Linked DNA regions of Mus musculus: region 2 is linked to region 1. A link is a loop called in an ENCODE intact Hi-C map of the cell type or tissue named here. Cell type or tissue: heart. All regions are shown on one strand. Links, peaks and the distances in the headings refer to the core of each region. The heading gives the core; the rest is flanking DNA.

Region 1 (15,242 bases), core at 4,599-12,598:
GTGTTTGGGGGAACACTGGCTGGGAGACTATCAGGATGCCTGACCGTCAGTCCGGTGGGTCAGCACCGTCCTTCGTGGACAGAGGTAGAGAGAAAGAGAAGTTCCTTTTAAAGATTACTTGCTTCATATTCTAGGCGACCAGTCCTTGCCCCAACTTCAAGTTATCCTGCTGAGGTCCACCTTTGCCTACTCAAACTCCTGCCCTCATCTTCGGCAAGGACTGAAGGTGGTTGTCACTTTCAAGGCTCCAGAGGATTTCTAACTTGAACCATAGGCAGAGTAGCTCGCTGAGGGACACTCCAAGCATGTTCCTTATGGATGAGTGGCCACCAGCACAGTCCCAGTCTTCAGAGGCCGGCCCTTCCTGGTCCTCCGGCGTTTGCCATTACACGTCAAGCCTCCGGTTCTGAGATCCCCGGTTCTGCCTTCAGAGAGACATAGCTCTTGCGGTCCGAGTCCAAGTCCTGCCTCTTGGGAGATCCCGGCGGGTCTCTGTGGCAGCTGCCTCGGGTGGCCAAAGTAATCACTCACTTTCGATTTTTGAGACAGGAGAAATGTGTCCCATCTCGCTAGCCCTACGAAAAGTCTGGCGTGGACCGTACCATTGTGTAGCGTGCCGGAGGGGGGGAGGGCTCAGGTACAGCTCCCGGCTCCCCAGCGAGCAGCCGTGCCGCCCAAGAAACCGACGTTCAGTGACCTCACGTCACTATCACATTGTCCCTGGGAGCCGGCCTCCAAGGCAGAATCGACAATCGGCTAGAGCTGGGCGGCTGGATTTGCCGCTCACCCCCCGCGGCTCTCCCCCGACCCGCCTGCTGCCCACGTGCGTCCGCCCCGGCGAGCTCCTTCGGGCCCCCAGCCGGGTGACAGTGTTACGCATCTGGAAGCGCCACTCCCGGGGCGGGGCGGGGCGGGGCGAGCGTGTGCGGGGAGGGGAGGGGCGAGCGCGAGCGGAGCCGGGAGCAGCCGAGCGGAGTCGAGCCGAGCCGAGCCGAGCCGAGCTGAGAGGTGCTGGGGAGAGGCAGGCAGAGCCTGCCGGCGGCTCCGCACCCATCGTGCTGCGTTTCCCAGCTCGGTGTCCCCCTGCCTTTGCCCAGGCACCGGCAAAACTTTTATTGTTTCGGGGACCCCCCCTGGATGTGTGACGAAATCGCAACGCTCCGCTGTCTCGTCCCCCAAGCTCGCCTGCAGCGGCGATCGAGGGAACGTGCAACCCTCGCCGCCGGGCTCTTGCGCCCTGCGCTTCCTCACCTGCCGATCGCTCCCGGGAACCGCGAGGGGGGACCCCTAAAGGGACCGCGCGGGCATCGGCACCCCGAAATCCTCTTCACCGTTGCGGACCGGCTCGGCGCAACTTTAACTTGATTCCTGTCGCCCACCCGGGGCACCCGCGGCGGCCGCCGCCGCCGCCGTCGCTGCGGTCTCACAAAGAGCGCGGGGAGGGAAGGCGGCGCAGGCGGCAGGCACGGGCCTTCGGGCTGCCCAGACAAAAGGGAAACTGCCATCGTTCTGGACGACTGTTCCGAGCGGCCGTGGGTTCGTTCACCCTGTCGGCCCGGGCTGCCTCTCCGCCTTGGTCCCCGCGGGCAGTGCCCGCAGTACTCGGACCCCGCGAGTTGCGGGGCACGCGTCGCTGCTGCTGGTCCGGGCTCTAGGGATAATAAATGATAGAGGATACAATGACTTTGCTGTCTCTGCTGGGTCGCATCATGCGCTACTTCTTACTGAGACCCGAGACGCTTTTCCTGCTGTGCATCAGCTTGGCTCTCTGGAGTTACTTCTTCCACACGGACGAAGTGAAGACCATCGTTAAGTCTAGCCGGGACGCGGTGAAGATGGTGAAGGGCAAGGTGGCCGAGATTATGCAGAACGATCGTCTTGGAGGACTTGATGTGCTGGAGGCCGAGTTTTCCAAGACCTGGGAATTCAAGAGCCATAATGTGGCGGTGTACTCCATCCAGGGCCGGAGAGACCACATGGAAGATCGCTTCGAAGTTCTCACCGATCTAGCCAACAAGACGCACCCGTCCATCTTCGGAATCTTTGATGGGCACGGCGGCGAGGTAGGAGTTCTCTGGGTCTATGTGTGTGTAAATAACCGGGCGTCTCGTGCTTGGCGGGGTCGGATCGGGGTGAGAGGGGCGTGGTAATGACCTGGTGATGACAAGGTGAGTCAAGTTCCCAAGACCCTGCCAAGGAGATCTTGGGTATGAGAGCGTTCACTTTAGCTGAGAGACACGAGAGACACTGGATATTCCGTGCCATTTTAATATAAAGTTCCCAAGGTCAGAAGCCAGTTAATAACTGCTAGTTTTCTGGGAAGAATGAATAGTATATGCAGTGAACTTTGTCACCAGGCCTCAGTGTCCCGGTTCTAGAGTTTGAGGCAGTTAAGGAACGTCGTGTCTTTCGTGTACCCCTAAAAGAAGAAGCCTGCACCAGTTGGATAGACTGGGTGAAGGTGAAGGAAGCTCCGACTTCTATTCGCTTCGCGCTAGGGAAGGACTCCCAGCTGCAACGCTTCGCTTCTTCCCAACTCTGCCAACTTTGCTAGAGCCATAGGACGTGGGACAGGGTGCCTCGCTGGTGGTGGGTTTTGGCTGCCTGGCCTTTGCAGAGGTGGCAGTGCGCTCAGAGCCGGCGTTAGGCACACCTGACCTCTATGCAGTGGCCAGCTTGGGGATGCTGATGTCCTCTTCTTTCTATAAGCCTTTGCTTGGGGTTGATCTGGGAGCAGGAAATAGACTAAAGCCTGCTATAGGTCTTTCTGGCATATTTCTGTGACATTGGACACTCTGGGCGTGTGGAGTCTCAGGTTTCCTGGAGGTCCTGCCCTTGGCCCTGTGCCCAGACGTAGGGCGTGTTAAAATGTGGCTCCGTAGCAAGTTCTGACATCTGCCTCAGCTGGACACTTGTAACTTACATTGCTTCAGGCTTCCCCACCTCTTTCTTGGCGGCATTCCTTTCCCGGGTTGGTTGTCCTGTCTTCCTCTTCCCCTTTCCTTGCATTCTTATCCGTCTTCCTCCTCCCGGTGGGCCCCAGGGCACCGTTGCTTGTTTTTGGTCTGAGGAAGCTTTCAGTTGGTTATCTTATAGGCGCTCTCCACTCTCCACTCACCGTTTGCAAATGTTGCCCAGGTTACAGTGCCTCCCTGTTAACTTTGTAGAGAACACCAAACATTTGGAGCATTTAGGTGATAAGACTGGAATTAGTATTTAAACAAACATTTTTTCCCACCCCCTTTGCCTGTTTATAGTATGACCTTCAGAATGAAAGTTTCTCATTCATCATACTTTTGTAGTTTTGGGGCAGTTCGGAGTTCTCCTCCCATTGGCCACAGGGTAGCTGAAAGACAGGAGGTTAGTTGAGATAGGAGACACAGCCTAGTGAGCAAAAAGATACCAACAACCAAGGGTAGCTGTTTAGTGATGGAGTCATAATGTTGTTTTATGTGCCTGGACTGACTCAGTGGGGGTGAAGCAAGCTTCGAGTCTCTCCCCTGTAAATAATTTAAGAAACTTATATTTATTATAAGTCTGCAGTAGAACAGTTGCTGATAATCTGATTCTGGGGTTTGAAAGCACTTTAGAAGTTTTGATGACTTATCAGTGTGGTAGAAAGAACACCTGGCGGTGGTGTCTAATGTGACATATTGTACTTGTGATTGGATGATTAAATTTGTCTTCAGAGACAGAAGTTTCAGTTGAAAGGTTTCTAGCAGTGTCTGAGCAAATACGCCACCCAGGAAAGGATGCGATGGATGCTTTATTTAGTTCAAAGTATTTTAGGTGCACCCCACTTTCACGATGCACATCTAAACAAGTACTAAAGGAAAAGGTGACCACTGGTAGACAAACCGTGAAATGCCTTTTACTGCGCCTAGTGTTTAAATACTTGCTGTTTGCAAAGTAGTTAACATTATCAGTTCTCACAAAAATGGAGTGACTGGCTTCACCTCTGACCAGGTGCGGTCAGGTTAGTCTCCTTGCCTTTGTTTTACCTTAGGAAAGAAAACCCAGGAGTGTTATAAATGAGCTATCGGGGTGGTGATTGTAACAGATACTGCTGGTGACTTCTCTCTTGCTTTTATTATTGTTATTATTTAAAAAACTTTATCTGCATTTATTTTATGCTGAATTTATTCCCAGGCCATGAGTTTTTGTTTCTTCAGTTTCTTCTGGGATATCTTTTTCTCCTCCTCTTCTGGCTTTGGAAGGATCTGTTCCCTCTCAGTGAGGATCATCACTGTGGCAGGGGGAGCTCATGTATGGGTTAATCCGGCCATGAGCTCTGTAGGTTTGTCAGTGCATCTTAGGTGCCTTGTTCACCTGGATGTGTTCAGTGACTAGAGAATCTACATCTAAACCCTTAAGTTCAGCATTCCTCTCTGCATTTTTAAGCATGTGCAGCAAAAATTCAGCACTCTTTTTTGGCCACCGACCCTGTGTCCAGCCCCACTGTTTGGCCTGGGCGCACCTACCGACTCCACCATTATACCTCTGGAATGGCACACATTGCTTCTTTAAAGTGTCGTCCTTCAGACACTTCGTGGCTTTGCGGATATGCATACACTTGATGGCCGGGGCAGTTTCCCAGGTGTTCTTAAAGTGAACACGAAGGTTTGGACCTCTTGATTTGCATGATTTTGTGGGGTTTTCTGGGTCAAGAGAGTATTGAACCATATTCGCAGGTCACCTCTGGCCGATTACAGGAAGAGCTTATTATTATTATGATTTTTTAATATCTTGTTATATCATTTTAAGACAATCCCAGCATCTAGTTCCTGTCCTGTGTGTTCTTGGCTTCCCACCAGAGGAGGGTGCCAGTGTGGTTTTTTTTTTTTTTTGGTTGATGGTTACAACCTCTCAGAAAAGGTGCCTTTTCTGAATATAGGTGCACACACTTGGCCATACACAACAGAGAGGTTAAATGAGTTCAATGTTATTTGTGATAATTCATACTGATAAAATAAGCCACCCAGATTTAGATTCAAAAGGAAACTTTACTTGCACTTGTATAGTTCGTCCTTACTTATTGATTTCATCCGGCTTTTTAGACGAGGTGCAGTTAGAGAAATTGTGCTCTTCCTAAGCTATCTAAGGTAGTCGGAGACTTTGGGTTTGTTGGTCTCTTCACCAGATAATAGGCTTGCATATTTACCTAATACGTAGCACTCTAGGGATACAAGGGTGACTGAACGTGACTTCTGCCCGCCAGAGAAGCTTCAGTCTAATAAAGAGCAACTGTTAGACCCAAAGCGATGGCACCGGGTGCTTGTGGTGATCTAGGAACTGAAGAACAATCATTTCAAGCAGACTGAGAGGTCGGTGAGGTGAAATGCCAAGAAGGCACCATTGACTGTAAGATGAAGAGGGAGGCTTTGCTTGCCTATTTGTGGTTAAAACTAGGGTCTGGCTGTGGAGCGAAGGCGGTCAGGAGCTCACAATCCTCCTGCTTTAATCTGCCCAGTGCTGTGCCCATGCCTCTAGGCATGTTCCACACGGTGCCCCAAAGAGTGTGTGCTTTGACTTAGGTTCTGGCTTTGAACCTCTGTGACTTCATATCTGCTGTGACCTTAGGCCATTTGCTTAAGCAGCTTTATCTGGGAGACGTTTATCTAAAAAAAGGTGGGGGTGGGGTGGGGATAATGATGAATGTGAGGTGAATGCTCTTCAGTCATACCTTGTTGGAAGGAATCAATGGAGTGAAAGCTACCGAAGACCGCTCGAGCAGCTGGAAGTCTGCCATGTTGTGGCGATGATAACCCAGGGAGGGATGGTTTACCTGTGGGAGTTTCAACTTGCGTCACTAGAAAGATGTTTATGGGGCCCCCGTAACTAACTTATTTCCCAAATTCTCTGCGCCTTCTTTCTAACATCTGGTAAACGAATGTTTATTAGCTAAGGGTTCGATGGACATTGAGAAAGTGGCACTCTGGTCTCAGGCTCGTGGTTTCTGATTACTGAGAAGGACTATTCTCTGTAGCTAATTTATACATTGGTAGGAATTCTGACTTTTACTTCAGCCTCCTATGAATTGAGTTAGCATATTCAGCAAGTGTCCCCACCCCGACCCCCAACATATCTCAGGACTTGTGTTGAACACTAGACTGGATGGCCATGACTTTATTTAGATGTATAAAGTGTAAAATCCAGTAGAGCTGGTCCTTTCCTTGATTCTCTTGGACCCTTTAAACATCCTCTCCACCACATTATGGGCAGATGCTTGGCTGCTTGTGTATGTATCTGAAGCTACGACAGTGAATTTCTTACGTAGCCTAAGATCAAGACAATCAAAGGTTATAAACGAAGCTCAGGTTGTTGCAATAGAGAGAGAAAGGTTGCTCTTTTTAAACTTCAGTCAGCTAAGGGGCTGGGCTTAGTGGCCCAAGTCTTGTTTCAAGCCCATAGGAGGCAAAGGCGGGCGGATCTCTGTGAGTTCAAAACCAATCTGGTCTACATAGTGAGTTTCAGAACAGCTAGAACTATGTAGTGAGACCCTGTCTCGAAAAAACAACAAGCTAAACCAAACAAATAAACAACCCCCTACCCACTATGTCATCTAGGAAAATGATTGGCACCTATAATTTACCCACAGGCAAAAGGCATTTTGTCATTTGTTTGTTTGTGTGTTTGTTTGTTTATTTATTTAGTTTTTTTGAGATAGGGTTTCTCTGTGTAGCCCTGGCTGTCCTGGAACTCACTCTGTAGACCAGGGTGGCCTCTAACTCAGAAATTCGCCTGCCTCTGCCTCCCAAGTGCTGGGATTAAAGGCGTGCGCCACCACGCCCAGCTGTTTGTTTGTTTGTTTATTTATTTATTTAAAGTACTGTACAGAAGAAAAATCCAATCCTTTGCAGGTTTGGCTGACATCTATCCAGGTGACTGGATTTTTTTTTTTTAATGCTCACATGCTAATAGGCATTCCTATATATTATAACATACATTTTTGAAAGTTCGTATTCCATATCAGAGAAGAACATACGTCAGGTGCTTGTTGGGGATTTCAGTCTTGAAGCCCAGATGCGAAACTGTGTGGAGGCTTGCCTGCAGGATCCAGGCACACAGGTTCCTGACCTGAGCGGTGGTACTTGTTCTGAGGCAGGCTTTCCTCTGAGAATGTTACAAAAGCCCAGACATATATATATACTCCAGAGCAAACAGGATCATGAGATTTGGCTTGTTGTCAAAAGTAAGTGGTGTATGAAGCCTCTGTTTTAGGCTAGTTTAAACAGAAGGAAATTTAGAGCCAAAGGAGCGCCATCCCCGGGTCCCTGCCGGGACCGCCCGCCTTCTCCAGCCTGTGTGCCTGTCTCTGTGCGATGTTGTCTTGCCGGTGAGGGTTGTTCTGAGGCATGGTCTTCCGAAGCCCCGACAAACGGACTGCAAAGACATTATTGAGGGTTCTCGTGCATATATAGCGTACATAGCATATATAGTGTGCATAGCATATATAGCGTGCATAGCATATATAGCGTACATAGCATATATAGTGTGCATAGCATATATAGCGTACATAGCATATATAGCGTGCATAGCATATATAGTGTGCATAGCATATATAGTGTACATAGCATATATAGTGTGCATAGCAACATAGAATGCTTTTCATGAAGACCAAGGGAGAGGTAGTTCCCTAATGCGTTTCCGTTTTCATCTTAAGTCTGTCGGATCATACAACTGAGTCATCCGGTGGGTTTTTGTTTGTTTGTTTTGCTGCTATAAAGTGTTGTGTAAATGTGTAGAATGTCACAGGATACATTCATTTGGCCTGTTAACCCCACTCCCAGGATAGCTCATCTTTTCTACATTCAGTTTCCCTTTGTCCCACTTCCCTCTCCCTTTGTATGCATCATTTACCTTGTGGTATAAATATGTATTTATGGACATTTCATTGGGTCTCTCTGAAATAAGGTCCAGTTCTAACTAGATAAACTACAAGTACAGTCAATGGTCTGCTTTTCAGGCATTACAACTGAGTAAATGATTAACTCTCACATCATGGTGTACAAGAGACCTAGAGGTTTACTGAGGAGAAATGCTTTATGGCTTTAGAGAAAATATTATTCTTATTTTGTTTAAAATGGTACATTAATACTTTCCCAAAAAGAAAGGTCTTTTTTTCCCCCCTTTCTCCCTTCTTCGAAGTCTTTCTTGTTTTTCCTTTCTCTTGTTCTTGGCAACCTCTTGGCAAGTGAGTGTAGGAGGCTGGCTGTGACCTTGTGCATCTTTTAACAAACTGGTAAGAGGGCCAGGAGATGGTGCCAACTGCGCTTATCTGTGTGGTGTGCCTCCTGTGGAAACAGGGTTAAGCTGTGTGCTGTCCAAAGATGAGTCAGTGCATTCTTTGCCCCAGGAAGCGTGTGTGTGTGTGTGTGTGTGTGTGTGTGTGTGTGTGTGTGTGTGTGATGTGCATGTATACTTTCAAGTGTGTGTATGTACTTGCATATGTGTGTATGCATCTGAAGGCTAGAAATTGGTACCGCGTGGACTATTCTCCACTGAATTACTGAGGTAGGGTCTCTCACTGACCCTGGTCCTTGCCACTTTGGCCAATATAGCTAGCCATCTTGCCCGTAGGGCTGCCTGTCCTTGCTTCCAAGGTACTCAGATTACAGATGGGACACCACACCTCCTAGGTGGTGGGGATCCATATTCCGGTCGCCAGGCCTATGTGGCAAGCACTTCTTCATCCAGTGAGCTATAGCCCTAGCTCTTCAGGAAGCTTCTGTCTAACTCTGGGGAAGTGAAATGTTTTAGAATCTTAGAACTGCTGGGCATCCATCATTCTTAAGTATGTGGCGGCCTGTCTGAGCCAGCTTGTTGAGTCTGGGTACTTGTAAGAAGAAACTGACATCCCATGCTATCCTAGCATTTTAGGAAAGGGAAGATAACATTTCTTCCCCTTCAATGGATTAGAGAGAGCAAAATGCAGACTTAGCTGGACGAGTAGGTGTCCTATTGCTTAGAGTAGACTTTTGTCAATAGCTGTCATTCTGGAAACCCTTCATTGTGTTTTCTATATTTGAATACTGTCCATTCTGATCTACATGGTGGTCTTAGATGATTTATTTTATGTTAAGTGCATTTATTTGGAAAGTAAACTTATCATCAGCACTGGGAACAGATAATCCGTCAAATAAAATTCTCAGCCTTCAACTTTCTACGGAGCTGTCAGCATCCTGGTGGGGTGGGATGAATCTGTGATGGCTCCCCGAAGTTTCTGGCTCTGTTAGAGTCCCTTTGTCTTCCCGCCTACCCACCTTATTTATTTACTTATTTACTTATTTATTTCTTTAGATAGGATCTTGCTATATAGGTTGGCCCCTTGCTCCAAATCTTCCTGCCTCTTTTTCTTTTTTTGATTTTTCAAGACAGGGTTTTTCTTCGTAGCCCTGTCTGTCCTGGAACTTGAATTCAGAAATCCACATGCTTCTACCTCGAAATCGCTGAGATTAAGGGCAATCTTCGCTCCACCCTCTTTTGCTTTTTAAGATCAGAAAAGTAGCTTAGACTGTTTAACTGCGGTGCATAATTTGAAGCATAGCAAGTTGCTCAACACGGGTGGATCCTGCAGGGATGCTGCTTTCGGAAGAACCTGGTGGGGGATGTTAGTCCCTGAAAAAACAAACAAACAAACAAACAAACAAACAAAATCAACTTTAGAGGAAGAAAGCTCTATTTCCGCTCATGTCTCACAGGTCTCAGCCTGGCATCACTGCCTTCAGTCTGTAGCAGACAGGACACATCACATGGCACAGGATGTGTCATGGTGGAAGGGCAAGGCAGAAGACACCTGCGTTCCTCAGGGCAGCCGATAAGTGGAGAATACGGAGATAAGATATACCCTTAACTCATCTAGGTCCTCAGAGCAACCCGATCAGCTGTGAACTCACCGATGGTTAATTAGTGCCTTCATGGTCCAGTCACCTCCTCACCACATCACCACGTGAGGACTAAGCCACCAGCACATGAGCCTTCAGGGGACATTTCATTTGGGTGAAACACACACACACACACACACTTTTTCTCCCATGTGTTGGGGATTGAACCCAGGACTTTGTGTTTGGTAACTGTGTACTTCACTACTAAGCCCTATCTTTAGTCCTCTGTCCAATTTCTAGTGCAAGTATGTGGATATTATCGGAAGTCCTTCCAAGGTTTTGTGGTTGCATTTTTGTTTAGTTCTTTGAGGGTGGATCTGTTCCCCATGCTTACTCTAACAATGAATGACCTTGACCTTGGAAACTCAAGTTATCCTCCTGTCTCAGCTTCTTCAATAACAGAGGCTATAGGCACCAATCACTACACATAGCTAGACCTAGCTAGTTTATCTTTTCTTTCCTTCTTAAAAAGATTTATTTATTTTTATGTGTATGCGTGTTTTGACTGCATGAGTGTGTGTGTACCATATACATGCCTGGTACTTAGAGGCCAGAAGAGGGAACCAGATGCCCTGGAACTGAAGTTCATGAGCTGTTGTGTAGGTGCTGGAAATTGAACTCTGACCCTCTGTAGGAGCAGTAAGTGCTCTTAACTACTGAGCTGTCTCTCCAACCCTGCTAGTTTAGTTTTTAAAAGTAAGTAGCACATTTTGATATTTGAACAATTACGAGTCACAGTTGCTTATGACATACAGTGACAAGATGTACCCAGTGTCTTAGGACCCAAGGTGGATGAGTCTAGGCGTGGGGGTTAGGGTGTACAGAAGCAAGGAGAACAGGAGACTGCCGAAGTGTTGGCATTGCCTTGGACCCTGGCTGAGGATCGGGGCTGTCTCTATGGGTATTTGAAGGCATGGTGTGTTGTTGAGCAAGACAAACCATCCTTGCTTTAGCAGTCCTGTGTCATCCCTGTTGGAGAAGATTTGCCTTGAGTGGCAGGTGAAGAGGGAGAGTCAGATGCTGAGCCTGGACCAATGCAGAGTGGTGTGGGCTATCACTGAAAGAGGAGCCCGGAGCGCCTCCTTGGTGGGCAGGAGAGCATCACTCAGACAGTGGTGAGTCTGGCTAGGAATTTGCTCCATCCCTCCTTTGATGGCGGAGTTTCTGGCATTCATAAAACGTGTGCTGATTGTGTGCTCGCTGAACTTTCAGAACATCATTGCTGTTATGTTCCTATGTGGATGCATTTTGAAACAATGAAAATAATGCATTACTTACCAGATCTGGTTTAGTCAAGCGGGAAGGCCTTTGTTTCCTGTAGACAGGGTCTTGTTGTGAGGCCTAGGCTGACCTGGAAGCCATCTTGTCCTCCTGCCTCAGCTCTCGGTGCTGTGGAGATCACAGGCAGTGCGCTAGTCCCATCTTTGATTATCATTTTGTTTCTGCAGATGACTTAGCTTTTATTACAGAGCACAGCCTCTTCAGGATTCAGGAACTCTACAATGTCTTACTTTTATTTTTGTTTTGTGCGACAGTGTAGTGTTGGCTGGCCTGGAATGCTGTAGGTAGCCCAGGCTGGCCTCATACTCAAAGGAGAGCTGCCTGCCTCTGCTTCCCAAGTGCTGGCATTAGAGAAGTGCACCACCGTACCTAGCTGTCCTTAGTTCTTAAAAAGTGATTTAACTTTTATTGGCTGTGATCATTCGATCTCATATTTAAGTGATCCTGGGGATAGGGACTCAGTTCTGAACAAAAAAAAATCATGTTTTTAACTTGAAGTTAATATCTGATTTGTTTTATTCTTAATTTCCATTGTGATCTTTAGTTATTTTAAGGACATACTTTTGTGTTTTAATTTTAATATTGCTTTACTAGGTGCTCTAACATAATATTGTAGTGTTCTTAATATTAAATATTAATATAAATAAATATTAAGTAGCATGAAATATTCAAATAAAGCTGCAAGAAATATATTTAAAAACAACTGAATTTTGAAATCATGAGAGTATAATAATATAACACCATGATAGTGTAGAGAAAAAGCCACTTCGGGTCTCAGCCTGGCACATTCACTCTTGCCATGTTAGTGTGTGGCTTGTTGGTCTTAGTGGGCTTTTCAAATATGGTTTTGCATAATCCTGTCAGTGTACATACATACAGTTTTACATTATACAGACGTTACAACACTTTATGCTATTTGTAAACACACTAAACATGCTGCCATTTTGCACTATAATTCTCTATATTTTTATTTCTTATTTGCTATATGACTAGGGGGGAGGTAAACACCTGTGGAAGTCAGAAGACAACTTGCAGTAAATGGTTCTGCTTTTCTACCATGTGGTCCTGGGAATTGAACTCAGGTCATGAGGTTTGGCAGCAGGCACCTTTACCCATGTAGTCAGCCCCTATGTTTTTATGTCTAACAAACAGTTTTTAGTGATAGGATAATATTTTACTTAATTTATAACTGTTAAATTACACGGCTATTTCCTGATACATTTAGTTTATTCTAACTTTTCAACATTGTAATTAATGTAATAAATATTTTAGTGTTTCTACTATGCTTTGGAATTTGTTTTTGTTTGTTGTTTTTTGTTTTTTAAGATGTTTTGTGTTCTGTTTTCTTTGGAAGAGCAGTCAGTGCTCTTAACCACTGAGCCATCTCTCCAGGCTGTTCTTTTTTTTTTATTTTTTATTTTTTTATTTTTATTTTATTTTTTTTAAATTTTTTATTAGGTATTTAGCTCATTTACATTTCCAATGCTATACCAAAAGTCCCCCATACCCACCCACCCCCACTCCCCTACCCACCCACTCCCCCTTTTTGGCCCTGGCGTTCCCCTGTACTGGGGCATACAAATTTTGCGTGTTCTCCAGGCTGTTCTATGTTATCTTTATTGGTGTTTATTTTCTGACTGAAGTAATGGCTTGGTTGTTAAAAGTGCTTGCTGCTCTTGCAGAGGACCCAGGTTCAGTTCCCAGCACCTCCGTGGCATCTCACAGCAATCTGGAACTCCAGTTCGAGGAGTCCTGACTGGTTTTTGATCTCTGAAGGCTCCTGCATGCATGTGGTGTACATACATACACATAAAATTAAATAAAGAGGAAGGGATAATTTCATGGATGTCATGTGCTCTGACTATATTACTCCCTCATACACTCCTTTTTCCGTCTTCCCATGAGCTTTGAATTCCTTTCTTATTCTAGTCTCTTTTTGGCTTTTATATGATATATGCATTTCTCACACATATATGTGTGTATTTATGTGTGTGTGTATGTATATATTTGTTTAATATATCTACACATGATATGCTATATATATCTACATGTGATATTTGATATCTGTAGCTATGTATGATATATATGTGTGTGTATATATCTGGTTTTAGGTAGTCACAGAAAATCTAGGGTACAAATGAGAAATGACATGCAGTATTCATCTTTCTGAGTTTATTTCATTTAAGATGAAGGTCTCTAGATGCATTCTAATTTTCCAGACAAAGACGTAATTTCGTCCTTATGGCAGTAAAAACTCTGTTATGCCTATACACTGTGTTTTCTTTATCTGTTCATCTCTTGATGGCTACCTAAGCTGATTCCGAAGCTTGACTGTTACAAATAGTGCTGCGCGTGCGCAGTAGGACGTGCAGGTGTGGCTGAGATGGTGAGAGCCCCTCAGCTGTAAACCAGAAGCATAAACCTGCTGAGGATGACGGAGCCCGTGGTCGTTCTGGGTTGTTCTGATTTTATTTTTCACGAAGCCTTCACAATGGCTGTACATATTTTATATCCCCATGAGCTGTATGTAAGGAGTCCCGCACTTTGCATTATTGGGAATATTTGTCTTTTCTTTTCTCTTCATGATAGCCATTCTTTTAGATAGACTGTGAGTAGAGTTATAGGTTTTTTTTTTTGTTTTTTTTTTTTTTTCGGTTTTAGGTTTTAGGTTTTGAAGTTATTCATGTATTCTGGATGTTAAGTTACCACCGACTGTGTAGCTAGCAGAGTTTTCTCCCAATCTGTGAGCCATCTCTCTATGTAGATGCTTTTTATCCTCACATGATGTCTATCCCATTTCTCAGTTCTTGGTATGCTTTTCAGAACTACTGAAGTCCTTTGCAGGAAATTTCTGCTTGTATCTTGTAGTGTCTTCTTATAGCGATTTCAGTATTCCAGGACTTGTAGTAAGGGCTTTAATCAATTTCAGTTGATTTTGTACAGAGGCAGGCAGAGGGTCTAGTTTGTTTTTTCTGCATGTGGCTATCCTGTTTCCTCAGCACCATTTAATGAGGTGTGAGGAACAGCCGAGTAAGCCAGGGGAGGGAGGCAGGAAGCAGGGCGACTCGGTGCCTTGGTCAATGTTTTATCACAGCAACAGAAAGCAAACCAGGATAGTGGTGCTCAAAGTACTTCTGCGTGTTACCTAATTTTAGTTTTCACAAGAGTGTATCAGATAGTAAATTTCTGCCATTTTATAAAAGTACACATTAAGGCAATAAGAAATGAAGTAATTTACTCAGTTCCTCATAGCTTTAAGTAATAAAACTAGAATTGGAAGCTGAGAGTGGGACTTTTGTGTCTCTTAGGGCTGGAGAGATGCTCAGTGGGTAGGGGGAACTGGCCTCTTAGATATAGATATATATATAGCCCCAAAGCTGTGTTACTAGTTTCTGGTTGAAGTTCCATAGGGTGGTAAAACACAGACAGTTGTTAGTGTGTAGACATCACCTTTGTTTTTTTACTTTGCTCAGAAGGACTCCAGGTTTCTCCCGTGATTGTGATGTTCCTGTGATATGTGATTTTGCAAACCTTGGTAGATGAATCTTTGGTAGGTAATTGTGTAGGAGAGTCCCCTTGTTATGGAAGTAATGGTGTCTGAAGTCAGCAAGTGAGCCTCACATTCAGGCAGGTTTCGAGACACCCCATTTATTGCTGACACAGTCTCTTGTCTCATTATAGAGAATCCTCCACCTCCCCCTTGCTGGGCAGTTACGGGGCCATCGGTGTAGACAGTCCTGACAGTAAGAAAGATTGAGGTTTTATTTCCTTTGGGATACTACAGGCTTTAGGATAAATATATGGGATTTATGAATGATTGCACAGTTTCTCCGGGTACCAGTGTACTGATAGTTTATTATTTTGGAAGACCAAAACAGTTGGTATTTTCTTGTTCACTTTAACCAGCAAAATATCATTTTCTCATTTGTTGTAATACCAGTGGCATGCTTGTTTGATAAAATGCTTGTTTTGTGTTTTCATTCCAAAAAGTTGGAATACATTATTCTCTTAGTCAACATTAAGCCATATTCTGGTTTATTTATTATAAACCTTCAAACCCAGTCTCAGTCTTTGAGT
Region 2 (15,242 bases), core at 2,721-10,720, 52 kb before region 1:
AGGACTACACCAAGAAATCTTGTCTTAAAAAAACTAAAAACATAATCTCTCTCTCTCTCTCTCTCTCTCTCTCTCTCTCTCTCTGTGTGTGTGTGTGTGTGTGTGTGTGTGTGTGTGTGTGTGTGTACATGCATGAATGGAGATCAGAAGACTAATGTAGGAGTTGGTTCTTTCCCTCAACCATGTGGGTCTCATGGAGAAAATTCAGGTCGAGTTTGGAGGCAATCACCAAGGATCCAGCCCACTTATGTTTGAGCCATTGTTTCCCATTGGATCTGGAAGTCACTGCTTTGCTAGACTGTCTGCCCAGGAAGCTGTAGGGTTTGCCCTGTCTCTTCCAATCTCTCAGCGCTGTGGTCATTAGTACACACCATCTTGAGTGATTGGGAATTAAACTTAGATCCAAATGCTTGCAGACCAAGCCTTTTTACTGACTGAAATATTTCCCCTGCCTAAACTTTTTCCTTAGATGAACATAAAAACATAGAGAAAGGAGACATCACAGTTTATTCTACAGAAAATACAATCATCAATGGAGACTTACACACATGCACTGGTAAGCTAGAAGAAATAGGCAGATTCTAGAACACATACAAGACTGAATCATGGAGAAACAGGATTCAAACTGAACAACAGTTAGTAGCAAAATCAAAGCAGTCTCCTAGCCAGGAAGAGCAAAGGCCACAAGGTCTCACTGCTAAATTCTACCAAATATTTAAAAGAGTGATACAATTCTCTTCAAATTTTTCATAAAAATTGAAAAGGAGGGAATTCTTCTACACTCAAATCTCCAAACCAATCAATACAGAAAAAAAAATTTCCCAGTATTGTTGATGAATAAACATGCAAAAATCCTCATCAGAGTACTGACTACGATGGCACAAAACATAACCCACTGTCGTTATTGTCCACAAGATTCACCCCATCGATACAGAGGCGTTTGGCTGTGCAGAACAATACTGTGATGAGCCACATAGGCACAAGGATGGACAGAGTTGTATGGTCATATCAGATGCACACAGGAGGAGCATTGGCAAAATTCAGCAACCTGCACTTTAAAATGGAATAAATTAGGTATAATATAGTTTTGTCAAAGCATGATAAAAACCATATCTAATGAGCCCGCTGCTAACATCATATTGAGTGGAGAGAAGATGAAAGATTTCTCTTTAAGAGACGGAATATGGAGGGTATGGATTTCTATGACTTTTATTTATTATTTCCTGCAGTTAGACAGGAGAAGGAAATAAAATCTCTCCGAATTGGAAAGTCAAATTGTTGCTGTTTTTACAGGATATGACCTCTTACCTAGAGAGCCCTGAATAATCCACAGAAGAATCATTAGAACGAGTAAGTTTGACAAAGTTATGGGATGTAAAAGCAAGCAAGATGTAGCAGTGCACGCCTATCAAAGGTCAAAGCAGGAGGATGTAGTGGTTTAAAGCCACCCTAGATTCTATAGTGAGATCCATGTACTTTGGCAACAGATACAAAATTGGAAGAAAAAAAAAGCAACATACTAAATCTGTAACATTGGTTGTAGGTAGTCAAAAGTAGACTACCTACAAAAGAAAACAAGAAAGTGGTTATATTTATAAGCGCTATGAAGGGGCTTCAGAGATGGCTCAGTTGTTACGAATGTTTGCTTCTCTCTCAGAGGATTGGAGTTCAGTTTCTAGCACCTACATTAGGCAGCTCAAAACCACCTGAAACTCCAGCTCCAGGGGATTGAGTGCTGCCTTCAAGCCTCTGTGGACACACACACACACAAACACACACACACACACACATACACACACACACACACACACACAAATAAAAGTTCAAAATTTTCTCTAGTCTGATTTTAAAAGTAAAAAGTAAATTTAAATAAACATGTCTTTAAAAGATATGCACATATGGTCAGCAAGTGCATGAAAGATACCTGCAACCACTAAGCACTAATGAAATGCAAACCACAGCCACAGTGAGACATTGCCTCATCCCGTTTGGAGTGACTGGTACCGAAGACCAAAGATAGCAAGTTCTGGCGAGGATGGTGAGGAGCGAGACACACACTACTTGTGGGTGGAATTAGAGCCATCATTATGGAAAAGACTCCTCTATGAGAATCTGAATGCCACAAGTTATCCCATAGAGACATATAATTTTCATAGGTCAATTAAAAGGATAAAAAATTAAAATATCTATCAGGTTGAAGCACTGTAGCCATTCTTAGTACATAACAAAAATAATAAAGATGATAGCCAGGTATAATGGTGCACAACTTTAATCCCGGCACTGGGGGAGTAGAGACAGGTGGGTCCCTGAGTTCAGGACAATCCTGGGCTACAAAATGCAAACCAGGAAAGCCAGGGTTACACAGAGAAACCCTGTTTCAAGGGGGGAAAAAATGACAAAAAATGTTGTAACTAGTAAGATATACAATATAAACTATTGTTGGAAATTTAATTTCTAATATAGCAGCTGCCTCCAGGTAGAGCAATTATTATCTTTATTTATAATTTGTGGTTACTCTATGACTCGTGTGCAGTCGTACAGATAAGTGTGCTGCAGTGTAACATAGGAGAGATGCTCCAGCGACTTCTGAATTATGCCCTAAGAAATAACTGTTAATTATTATTAACCCATTCTTTAAAATGTATGTGCTCCTGTGCATGTGTGCATGCAAGCATATGTGTGGGTGCCTATGGAGGCCAGATTTATCAATACTCTAGCAAGTTATTTATTAAGGCAATAAATCAAAATGCTACTTTCTCGTTACTTAATTTGTAACAATGCGGTGTAATTAGTAGCTGAAAATACTACTTATAAGAAAGACTATCATACAAAGCATGCCCAGTTGCTGGAATTTAGATGTCAAATGGACTAAATAAGAATGGACTCCATTGCTTCTTGTTTTAGATATTTTGATCGTAATTTAAAAAATAACCATGTATCTTTAAACAAAAAACAAACAAACAACAACAACAACAAAAACCCCACATCTATGATCCTATCACCCGGGAAACTGAGGCAAAAGGACCTCCACAAGCTCTAGGCTAGCCTGGAGTTTCAGGTCAGATACAGAGTTAGTGGGATACAGAGTTAGACTGTGTCTCAAAATAAACCAAATTACTAAACCGTGTGCATGTGTGTAATGTAATACATAGTTCCAGTTAGGCATGATGGCACATGCCTATGATCCCAGCACTCTGTAGATAAAGCAAGAAGATCGTAAGTTGGAGGTCATCATGACCTGCATAACAAACTCTGTCTTAAACTTTTTTCTTTTCTTTCTTTTTTTTTTTTAAAATGGCTTTCTTTTCTTTTCATTTCTTTTTCTTTCTTTCTTTCTTTCTTTCTTTCTTTCTTTTTTTTTTTTTAAACTGGCTTTTTTGTTGCATCCATCTGAGCCAGCAATCAGGCAGATCTCTGTGAGTCTGGAGGCCAGCCTGGTCTACCTACCAAGTTCTAGGATGGAACACAGAATGGAACACTGACTTTAAAAAATAATTGTTTTAAGTGTATGCACTTATTTAGTGTGTGTGCGTGTTTGTGTGTACACACATGTACAAGGTGCACAACTGAAGCCCAGAGGAAACCCAGTGGGAAAACCCAGTGTTATCCCCTGTCCTCAGGTCCCAGAGTCTGGACTGAGGTCATCAGGCAGGTGAATCCTCTTATCAGCCCCCCAAAGCCTGTCTTAAAAAGAAAAATCATGGGCTGAAGAGATGGCTCATCAATTGAGAGCATTGACTGATCTTTCAGGAGACCAGGTTTGATCTTCAGCACTTATATAGCGACTCAGAACAGTCTATTACTCCAGTTTCAGGATCTGACTCACTCTTCTGGCTTCTGTGGGCACCAGGCACACATGTGGTACACAGACAGACATACATGCAGACAAAAAATTCACACACATTAAAAAATACAAATACAAAAAAAAAGCAGTCCACTGCTAGCACGAATTTAAAAAGGACCAGATAATACCAAATATTTAGTAGGATGAATTGTGATTATGATTTTTACAACCGCAGTAAATATGGTTTGAAAAATGTATAACTGCAAACTAGATAGTACACACAAATTCTAAAAATAACTTTATAAAACTATACACACACAACACATAATCTTATTCTAAAATTAACTATAAAACTGTATCCCTGTCCACCATAAGATAAACTTGATAGCTCAAGAAAACGCTGCAGCGGTTTACGTTGATGACTCAGCAGTCGAAAGAGTTTGGATAGCCTGGACCCAGAGTCAGCAAGCTTTGGGTTCATAGTGAGAGAACCTGCCTCAGTGAGCAAAGTGGAGAGCAACTAAGGAAGAATCCTGACGTGAACCCGGGGTTTCCATACACATGGGCACACACACACACCTGTGCACACACATATATTCCTGCATACATGTAAATGTACGTATCTACAGGCACACACACAGGAAGGGAAGGGAAGAGGAGGGAGAGGACAGAAAGTAGAAGAAAGAAGCAGGGAAGAGGAGGAGGAGGTGAAAGGGGGAAGAAGAAGAGGAAGAAGAAGAGGAAGAAGAAGAGGAAGAAGAAGAGGAAGGAGGGGAGGATGATGAGGAGGAAGCATTTCCATTGCATCACGGTCAGTTACTAACCATCTGTGGTGACCATCATGATCACCATTTGCAGTCCAAGTCTTTCATGAATCCTCCACTATGGTGTGGATTTGGCATGTCGTCTGTGTTCAGTAAGGTCTTTAGCTTGGCATTACTTGAAAATCGGTGGTATCTAGGAAGGGGCGCTTAGAAGAAGGAAGCTGGTCAGTTAGGCAGATGTCTGGACCCTAGGCTCTTGTCTCCTTCCATCTCTCTCTCCTTTCCCTGTCTCTTCCTGCCTTGAAGTTAACAGGCTTCCTCCACCATGATGTTCTTTGCTGACATAGTCTTGGAACAACAAACTGATGTCACAGGAACTGAAGCCATGAGCAAAAAACTTTGCTTCGTGGTGTGCGTGCGTGCGTGCGTGCGTGCGTGCGTGCGTGTGTGTGTGTGTGTGTGTGTGTGTGTGTGTCAGGAAGGGTGGAAACAGGTTGTTCTATGTAGTTATGACTGACCTGGCCTGGCACTCCCTATGTAGACCAGGCTGGCCTGGAATTCACAAAGATCCTCCTGCCTCTGCATGTGCTGGGTTTAAAGGTATGCACCACCATGCCCCACCCAACCTTTTTTAAGTTGATCTTCTCCATTTTTGTTTGTTTGTTTGTTTTTTATTTTTTGTTTTTGTTTTTTTCTGTTACAGTGTCAAAAAGATGACTATCACATCTACTGTTTTGCACCGACCAAAAGAATGTAACAAAGGTAATGGGAAGTACTTCTGTGATCGACATTTGCTGTAGAAGACTGTCTTGCTAGTAAACGTAGTCTATTGACTCATGTTGTGAAAATGTCTTCCCTGCAGGAGACAAAAATGATGTCTTCCCCTATTCCTAAGGTCAACAACAAACTGAGGCATTGAGTCTGGAGAACTAATGAGTATTTTGGGAACTCTTAACAGAGCATAGGTGAGGAACTGCCTAAAGGGTGTAGGTGTTCCCCTTACAACAGGTTGCACATGATAAGACTTTAGCACTCAGGGATGAAGGCTTCCACATAGCCACATAGATGGACCCCCCCCCACCACCGTCTTGCCTGGCTTATATACTCTAGCCCTTCCCCAAGCTCAAGTACAATTAAAGCAGAATTGTGTACAACAGATCATAGGGTGAAGCTGGATATTCAGGAGAGGATCTTATGATCCCGTGCCTCATTGGGGTGTGTGTGTGTGTGTGTGTGTGTGTGTGTGTGTAAGTGGTCAACAAGCTCAGTTGGGATAATTCTTTTGCCAGAGGATGCAGCTGAACTCCCCGAGATGGTGCTTTCTTGGCTGGGAGGACAGTGACTCACATCACCACTCCTTGCTGACTTGATGACGTTATAGGCATGTTTAGGAAACTTAACATGGCAGAGAACTGCCTGTGGCTGCTAAGAGCTAATCGTGGTCTGGAGGAGCTGCTGAGCACTGCAGCCAGAGGAATGTTGGCGGCTCTCAATCATGGCCTGCAGCCCCACCACCGCCTGGGGGAGGGACTCTGCCAACAAACAGTCAGATGCGCAAGTGGGAATAGAGCCCTGTCAGTACCTTGATTACAATTGTGTGACCCCAGCGGCACACTCAGGTAGACACAGCAAACCCCCTACACCATAGGAAGGGAAACAAGTTGTTTTCCAGTGTTGGGTTTGTGGTGATTTTATGGGCAGCAGGATAACAGATATAACTAATCTATTTAGATCGTACTTTTGAACTGCTTTTATTTTTAGATAATTGAAAATTCTAGAAATAAATATTAGGAAAAGTTGATGGAGGCTGGAGAAGTGTCTCAGTGTATAAAGGCACTTGTCACCATGCTCGATGACCTGAATTCAAATTCTAGGGCCTATGTCACACACACACATAAGCACACACGCACATACAGAGATGCACACAGAGACATACAACACACACACACACAGAGATAGAGTGAGACAGACAGACAATACAGAGATGCATACAGAGACACACAGACACACATACAACACACAGACACACAGAGACACAGACACAGAGAGAGAGAACACAAAGACACACACAGAGATACAGACACACAGAGACACACAGACACATAAAGAGAGAGAACACACACACAACACACACAGACACACACACACACACACAGATACATACACAATACACACAGACACACAGAGAGAAATATATACACAGAGAGACACACAGACACAGCACATATAGACACAGAGAGACACACACACCACACAGAGACACACACATAAAACACACAGAGAGACACACAGACACATAGACACACACAGAGACACAGACTCAGGAGCTAAGCAGGAAGGAGGCTGAACTTGAGAAGAGATGTGAAGCGGGTGAGGGCAGACGTGAACAGCCCAGGGAAAGCCCCGCACAGTGAATCCACTCTGACTGACCTTGAGCTTCGCCTCCGGAACACACCAGAAACAGTGCCTCGATAGACACAGAAGGCTGTGAGTGGAACGGCCACGTATGCAACAACATACCCAGTTTAACCCTTTTGTACATAGAAACTATGCCTACTTTGAGAAAAATATGTTTGCACAATTTATTCCAATTAAATGTGAGTCGGCAGAAATAATTCAAGGAAATAAAAAAATGATCAATGATCTTTAAGAAATAGTGGCCAGAGATAGAACCAGTGAGGACTCTGCTTAAATCTATGCAGTTAAAGTGTGGTCATCGAGTTAAATGTGGTCATTAAGTAGGATTACTAAAGTAGGATGGGCCTGGGCGTAGCATAGAGAAGGCTTGCCCAGTTTTGTGTTCAGCTCTGAGCTCACACTCATACACTACAGAAAGCAAAATAAGAGTATCGGAAAGCCAGTGGAAGTATTCATAAGTAAGTGCATGTGGGTAAGGGAACATTTATAACTTTAGGTTCAGACTTGGGGGTGGGTGCGGGGGAGAATCTTGCTGCGTGACCCAGGATAGCCTTGAGTGTCTAATCACCCTGACCCGGCCTCTGGAGCGCCAACACCACACTCCCGCTGGATTCAGATTTTTAAAAGGGAAATCTAGGAAACTACAAATTAGGAGCTAAATGTCAGGAAGATAACTGATAAACACATTAAATTTATTATATAAAACCTTTATCTTTTTAAACATACTTCTATTGATTATTTGAGAACTTCACTAAATGTACCCTTACTTTCCAGTCCTTCTAGGTCTGCCCCCATGCCCATCCTTTTGGCCTCCCCCAGGAAAAAACAAGGCCAATTTGTGTTGCCCATATAGTCACTGGCACATGACCAAACTCTCAGTGGCCTGCCCTGTAAAGAAAAGTGAGTCCTTCCGCCCCCCCCCCCTCATACCCCAGTCAGTAGCGTTCTATTGTGGCAAGCTACACGCCAGCATCCTGATCACAATTTTTAAGAGTTCTCTTCAATGGCTTCCTGTTTGGGTTGTTACTTTTTTTCTTTTGGAGGGGTAGGGGGCAGTTGTCGCAGAAACCCAGAATGTCTTTCTCCACTGTGAGTCTGCAGTCATTGTTGCTACTGCTGGAGTTTCCTTGTCCTTTCCAGTCAGCAGAAGCGGAACATGGAGTACAACAAGGTACCCGGTGACAGCACGGACTACAGACATCCATCTGGCCTCTGTTTAAGCTCGTGCCATGAACCTCAGCATGGTCTCCAGTGTCAGTATAGGCCACGGACGCCGACAAGATCCTTGGCAGCAGCCTTTGCCCTCAGAGTAGGTATGATATCTAAAGCTTTGCCTTTCGGCTGAAGGGCACCAATAAAGATCATTGCTTATAGGTAAAACATGAAAAATAGCTCTGAAGGGAAGAAGTGATAATGAGAGAACGCATCTAGCACACTTTCTGCAGGAATCCTGCACCCTGCACAGACCCAGAACTCCTGTGGGGAGCCGAGTCTCCGGGAGTCTGTCTCCTTGCTCGAGTGACCATTCTTAGCCTCGTACTAGATGAAAGCTCACATTCGAGGACCCTGGCAACTTTACTTATAATGCGAACACCAGGCCAGCAGTAGGAAAAGCAGGTCAGCAGACATCATCATTTGTTCTCATGCCAGGTAGCAGAGTGAAGAGAAGAGTCAGCTACTGACTAGCGATGGCCCAGCATTCGGAATAGTCCCCAGCTCAAGTAAGCCCCGCATCTTTGGCTGAGAGGATAAAAGAAGCAGCCACGTTGGGAGGGAGACAAAGGCTTCCGCTGCAAGCATGGTGGGGCACGTGACTAACGGGTACAAAAGAGCTATTTCTGTGATGGTGCCTCAGCCTGAGGAGACAGGCAGCACACTCATTTCCAATTAGCTGACTCAATCCGCTACCCTCGTGTGTGTGTGTGTGTGTGTGTGTGTGTGTGTGTGTGTGTGTGCCTGCAGCATAGTATGTATGTACCTATGAGTGCATGGAAGCCAGAGAAGACATCAGGTGCTCTGCTGTGTCATTTTCCACATTACTCCTTCGAGACAGGGTGTCTGCAGCCTGGATGGGCTGGAGACTGTAAGTCCCAGTAGAATCTTCCTGCTCTGCCTCCCATGGAGCTGGGGTTGCCGTCACGCGTGTGGCCATGCCTTGCTTCTTACATGAGTGCTGGTGATTCGGATTCATGTCCTCGTGTTAGTATAGTTAGCACTTCTACCCAGTGAGCCATCTCCCATCATCTCCACTGTCTGCCTTCTACAGTGATTTGTGCATGCATATATATATATATATATATATATGTGTGTGTGTGTGTGTGTGTGTGTGTGTGTGTGTGTGTGTGTGTGTAACCTTTATGGCAGAAAGTAGAAGACTTCATAGGACTTCCCTTCCATTTCATTAATGATCATGTTACACAAAGCTCGCCTGGATTGAACACCTTTTGGTAAATGTGGAAAGTGAGCCAAGATGCGCAGACTCTGGATTATCTAGGTCCAGGGGACATCTGTTGAAAGACAAGGACAGCCAGACATGGTGAAACTTGTCTTTACTCCCAGCATCTGGGAAGCAGAGGCGGGTAGAGCTCTGTGCGTTTGAGACTAGATTGGCTCATATAGTGAGATCTGGACCAGCCAGGGTTATAGAGTGAGGCCATGTCTCAAGAAGAAGGAGGAGAATTAAGTCTCCTGCCTTAATTAACAGTGACTTGTTAGTTACTTCTTGGAGGACAGTGATCAGGAGACTGCTTGATGTGAGTTACCAGCAAGAATCACATATACCAGGAGATAGATGTCCCAAGTGTGCCATCCCAGGCTGCAGGAGCCTGTAAAGCTCCTTTGGGAACATTAGCAAGGGGTTGCACCAGAGACGAGCACAGAGGCTCCCTTTAGTTTTACACTTGTACTTTTGTTCATCCTTCGAACCAAATATGGATTGGAGCTAAAATAAGTTTGAAATCAATGGTTCCAAGACCTGTTACTCATAGCAGGACTAGTTTAGAGTTAGAAGATGTAAATGTTAGGACGTTATCCACTTTAGCAAACATACACTTGTGGGCTTTGTGTCAACGGAAAGTCCTGTGATGTAGGGGCCCAGCCGGGAGCTTCCCAGGTGCCAGAGGGCTCCCACACAGCCCTGGCTTATATGCTCACCGTTGCAAATGTAAAAACCAGGGGAAAGCCTATCACCGAAGCCTCTCCCAGGGAGAAGACTTGGTGGCTGGGAAGCATTCATACATTCATTCATTAAATATGAACTCAGAGCTTTCTGAAGGCTTGCAATCATCCTGGGTTCTGGCATGATTCGTGGGTAGAAAGCCAAAGCCTCGTTCTGATGGGGAGTGTTCCCGTGGGGGATACAGATAGCAAATAATAAGTGCATAAAATAGCAGCGATGGAGGCTATGAAGACTGCTAATGCAGGGCGATGGGAGAAGAGATGGACTGTTCATTGCTCTCTTTTCTGACTGTGGATGTAAAGTGACCAGAAGCTTCATGCCCCTGTCAGAGTGACTTCCTGCAGAGATGGACCGACAACTTTCAACTGTGAGCTAAGATAAACCTTTTCTTCCCTGGGTTGCTTTTGTCAGAGTGTGTTGTCAGACCAACTGGGAAAGAAACTAAGACTCCTTACAGTCTTTATTCTCCTCTTCCTCTCCTTTTGTTTTCTTTCCTTTTGTGTTTCGAGACAGTGTTTCCTGGTGTACTCCTGGAACTCCCTCTGTAGACCAGGCTGGCCTTGAACTCACAGAGACCCTGCCTCTGCCTCCCAAATGTTGGGATTAAAGGTGTGTGCCAACCACTGCTCAGCAACAAGTTTTCTTTTCTATGTGTTTGTAATTTTTATGCTTCTATATATTAATTATAAATATTAATGAGTTTAATGATGAGCACTTGACACTAACTATATACTGTATTTTGATCAACTTACCCCAGATAACCCCTTCTCATCCCCCATTCTCACTGATCCCTTTTCTCTTACAACCAATCACCTTTCCATTGTTATGTCTAGCCACTAGAAAGTCACCCAAATAGCTGTTTCAGAGATATTGATATTTATATAATACTTATTTAATTTTAGTTTATTAATATCATCTGGCTTTCTTTACTGAAATTGTATTTGTTATATATTATTTATTTCATATTAAACTGCTCTAGCAATAACTGAAAACACAACTATAGCTATGAAGATTGTGATGTGTAACTTTTTTTCCAGCACTATTATTTTGTTGGTATGGGAGATTTCCTGTGACTCCAGAATAGATTCCAGTAATGGAGAATTTGGCTTTGGCTTAATATTTACAACTTTGTCTTTTCTAATAGCATGCTCTTTGGTTACACTTATTTTAACATACATTTTCTTCCTTCCCGATGTTTTATTCTTTATAATATCAATTTACAAATTACAGAACCCATATAGGAGAAATAGATCTAATATAGAGATATTCCTCTTACAATTATTTCAGTAGATGGTGCAGAAAATTATTTATATTTTGTATTTATTTTTATCCTTACTTGTGTTCCCATGACTCTAGCTACCATGTGTGTCTCTCATAGCTACCATGCACACACGATAACATCAATAATAGTTTTCTCCTCTGATAGCATGCATAGCACCTTCCAGCACTCTGAAAGCTATCCAGTAGGGAAGAAGTACCAGCTTGATTTCTCTGCATTTATGATCCAAGTATGTGGTGCCTTCAGCAATAGGGCCTTCCCATCAAGTTGTGGAGGGTAGTCAGGAGCACTGACGGTAGCCTACAATGTCTAGGAGGCCTGTAGGACCTCACTGACCAACAATTCCAAAGAGGAAACACATTCCTATTAGAATAGAGAAGTTCCACCAATGTTGCCCAGCTGTGACCCCTAGGAGCTACAATAATGGCTGTCCTGGTGAGGCAATCACACATTTGTGTAATAGTGGTGTGAACGTCATAGGAATAACCAACCACCCTATGATTGGATTGAAAGCTTACTCCACACCAAGGTACTTCATACCTTGCACGGAAATCAGTGCCAAGAGCTTGTGACGAGGTAGGTCAGAGGTGCTAGGGGAGAGGCCACTACTATTACTCTGTTAAATAGGCACAGTATCAGGCTAACTCCTGATGACTTATTATATCCATACTGAGGTTTAATTAAGTTATTTGTATTCTAGATATGAATCCTCTGACAGAAGTATAGCTGATAGTGATTTTATCTGATTCTATAGGCTGCCTTTTGACTTGACTGACAGTTTCTTTTGGTGTATAGAAGCTTTTAAATTGTAGAAGACCCCATGAAATTGTCAGTTATTGGTCTTATTTCCTTAGGTATTAGAGTCCTATTCAGAAAGTCCTTATCTATGCCTATATCATTTTAAAATGTTTATTTACTTTTATTTTATGAGTGTTTTATCTGAATGTATGTAAGCAGACCACATATATGCAGTACCTACAAAGATCAAAAGAGAGACATCAGATTCCCTGTAACTGGAATTACACATAGTTATGAGCCACCATGTGAGTGTTGGGAATTGAACCCAGGTCCTCAACAAGAGCGATGAGTGCTCTTAGCTCTTGAGCCATCCCTCTATTCCCTAGGCCTATATGTTTTAGGATGGGTAATGAGGCACGAATACTCTTCCTAGTCCTATCCTGGAACTCACTACATAGACCAAGCTGGCCTTGAACTCACAAAGAACTGCCTATCTCTGCATCCCAAGTACTGGGATGAAATATGCCTATGTCTTGACGTGTATTCCATACACTTTCCTCTGATAGTTTTAGAGTTTCAAGTTTTATGTTGAGATCTTTGATGCATTTGGAGCTTCTGGTGGTGAGAGATAAGGATGTATTTTACTTCTTCCATGAAGATATCCGGTGTCCCCAGCATAATTTAATGAAAATGTTATCTTTCCTTCAATGTGTACTTCGGCATCCTTGTGAAAAGTCATGCGGCTGTTGTTGCATAAGCCTCTCTTCTATTTCACTGCTCCATGTGTCTGTTTCTGTGCCACCACGGTACTGTTTTTATTATTATGAATTGTAGTAGCGCTTGAAATAATATCTGGTGAGGTCTCCAGCAGCATTCTTTTTTCTCAGGATTATTTTGGGTAGCCACAATAATCAGGGTCTTTTGTGATTCTTTATAAGTCTTTTACCCCTGTTTCTGTGAAGAATGGCACTATCTGGATCTCAACTTTTTCTTAAAGAAGGCATGGAAGAAATGCTGATATAAGAGAGGGTAATGGGGGTGAATGTGATTAAAATGAATATATATATATATACATACATATACATATATACATGCTATACATAATGAATATATACAAATTTTAAAAAGAAGAAAGAGAAGGAGGCAGAGAGAGGAAGAGAGAAAGCAAAACATACTTTCTAAAACCTATGAACATTAATGAGATTGGCTGGGGGTTACTTATAAATATATGTTCCATATTATCAAAATTATTAAATGTTTGCCCGAGCCCTCCAAAATAGTCTGAATACTTTAACAGTAATATTGAGTTGAGTTTGACATTTAACAACTTGAGTGCAAAGCCTTGAATTTTAACCTCACGTCTTTATTTTTATTGTAAGATGACACTTTTGATAGAGAAACTCTCAAGGTAGAATGTTAACAGGTTTAGAATAGGAATTTTGATTAACCTTGGTGGTTATGGCAGATACTTATTTGTTAGGACGCTGTTGTTGAGAACCCCAATTGTGTTCACATAGTCGTTTATTAATCTACACAGAAAAGGTAGCATCTTTCCTGAGGCCCCAGATACATACTTCCATTTATTCAGGGCGGTTTGAATATGCATGGCCCATGGAATGTGGTACTATTAGGAGGTGTGGCCTTGTTGGAGGAAGTGTGTGGTGGGCTTTGAGGTGCTATGTTCAAGCTCTGCCCAGAGCAGAGGAGAGAGCCTCCTCCTTGCTGCCTTTAGATGACAATGCCCTTCTGCTGCCTACAGATCAATATGTAGAATTCTCAGCTCTGTTTCTGGTATTATGTCTGCCTGCAGGCTGCCTTCTTCCTGCCAAGATGATAACGGACTGAACCTCTGAAACTGTAAGCCAGCCAGAATTAAATGTTTTCTTTACAAAAGTTGCTTTGCTCATGGTGTCTCCACACAGCAACAAAACTCAAACTAAGACACTCGGTCACATTTATTTTGTTCTTGTGTTGGTTGGTGACCCAGGGACAGTCAGTGCACATTAGACAAAGTATGGAGGGCATTTCTGAGAAAACTCCTTCCTCCTCTGCTGGCTATTCTGGAACAAGGTGAAACACTGAGAGTGCAGAGTGCTAAAATGAACAAATATTGATCTTCAATGATCTTGTTGAGCTCATTAATTAAGCCAATGCCAAGTAGGGATTATCTTTTAACTTCCTGTTACTTCCTGTTATAAAATCTTATCAAAGCCACATGGCAGATTAAGTCCTGAGCAAACCAACTGTGCACCACAGTGTTCTTGATCTTATGTTAAAACTAGGTTACACATCATAAAAGACAACCTTCCTTCCTTCCTTCCTTCCTTCCTTCCTTCCTTCCTTCCTTCCTACATTCCTTAAAAACATAACAAAACAAACAATAACGAATAATAACACAGAAAGACAGGATCTCAGGGCTAGCTATGTGACCCAGGTAGCTACTATTTGTGATCCTATTGCTTCAGACTCCTGAGTGCATGTGCCACCATACCTAGCTATAATATCATCTATATTCAGAAATGTTTTAGTTCATAAAATGGGGCAACCAAGATTCTGGTGTTAAGAGAACTCTTCATGGTACCAGTCTGGATCCTGCAAGTGACTATCTGCCACATCCTGTACGGCTTGGTCTTAGAAACCTGACTAAGGTGAATTGGGACTAAAGAAACAATAGATGCACACACAGAGAGAAAAGCTACCACTGGGTGGGCTGCACTCGCTCTGTAGGAGGGCACCTACAACAACCCGGAAACTTCATCAAGCTTATTTTATAAGTCTGAATTGAGGAGGTAGCTGAACAAGGAGGCAGGGTTGGCTAATCTTGATAGGTCTCTGTAGAGAGCAGTCTCCCAGAGGGAGAGGGTACTACTGCTAACTATTGCACACACTGTCAACATCTGCATGTAGATGAGAGGAAGGGTCTGCCCATTCCCATGGGAGGCACAGTGGTCCTTGTGATTGCTGTATCCCTGGAGCAATTTCATTCACTCAGGAATTCATCCACTCCTCTCATGTACCGTTACAAAGTCATCAATTACAAGGATCACAACTCAGACCTAGAGTACAAAAAAATTCACTGCC

Evidence for each region. Peaks named below come from ENCODE experiments on the same cell type or tissue, not always from the same donor. Only the 100,000 strongest peaks of a DNase experiment are listed, where the experiment ranks them.
Region 2: it touches region 1 in a loop (2.5-fold over the local background); 4 of 42 quality-filtered maps call a loop at or near these places.

Annotation. Positions count from the first base shown.
Region 1 is chr3:69,315,903-69,331,144 of GRCm38, forward strand. Ppm1l (protein phosphatase 1 (formerly 2C)-like) reads left to right here and starts at 1,016. Exons shown (of 4, transcript NM_178726.3): 1 at 1,016-2,063. The coding sequence starts at 1,665. It also overlaps the pseudogene Gm17214. In heart, for the core only: no CTCF peak of the experiment used is centred there; a DNase peak (open chromatin) is centred at 8,279.
Region 2 is chr3:69,266,022-69,281,263 of GRCm38, forward strand. No RefSeq gene overlaps it. Among named protein-coding and RNA genes, the nearest start is that of Gm40070, 19 kb to the left of the region's middle. In heart, for the core only: a CTCF peak has its summit at 6,068; a DNase peak (open chromatin) is centred at 6,030.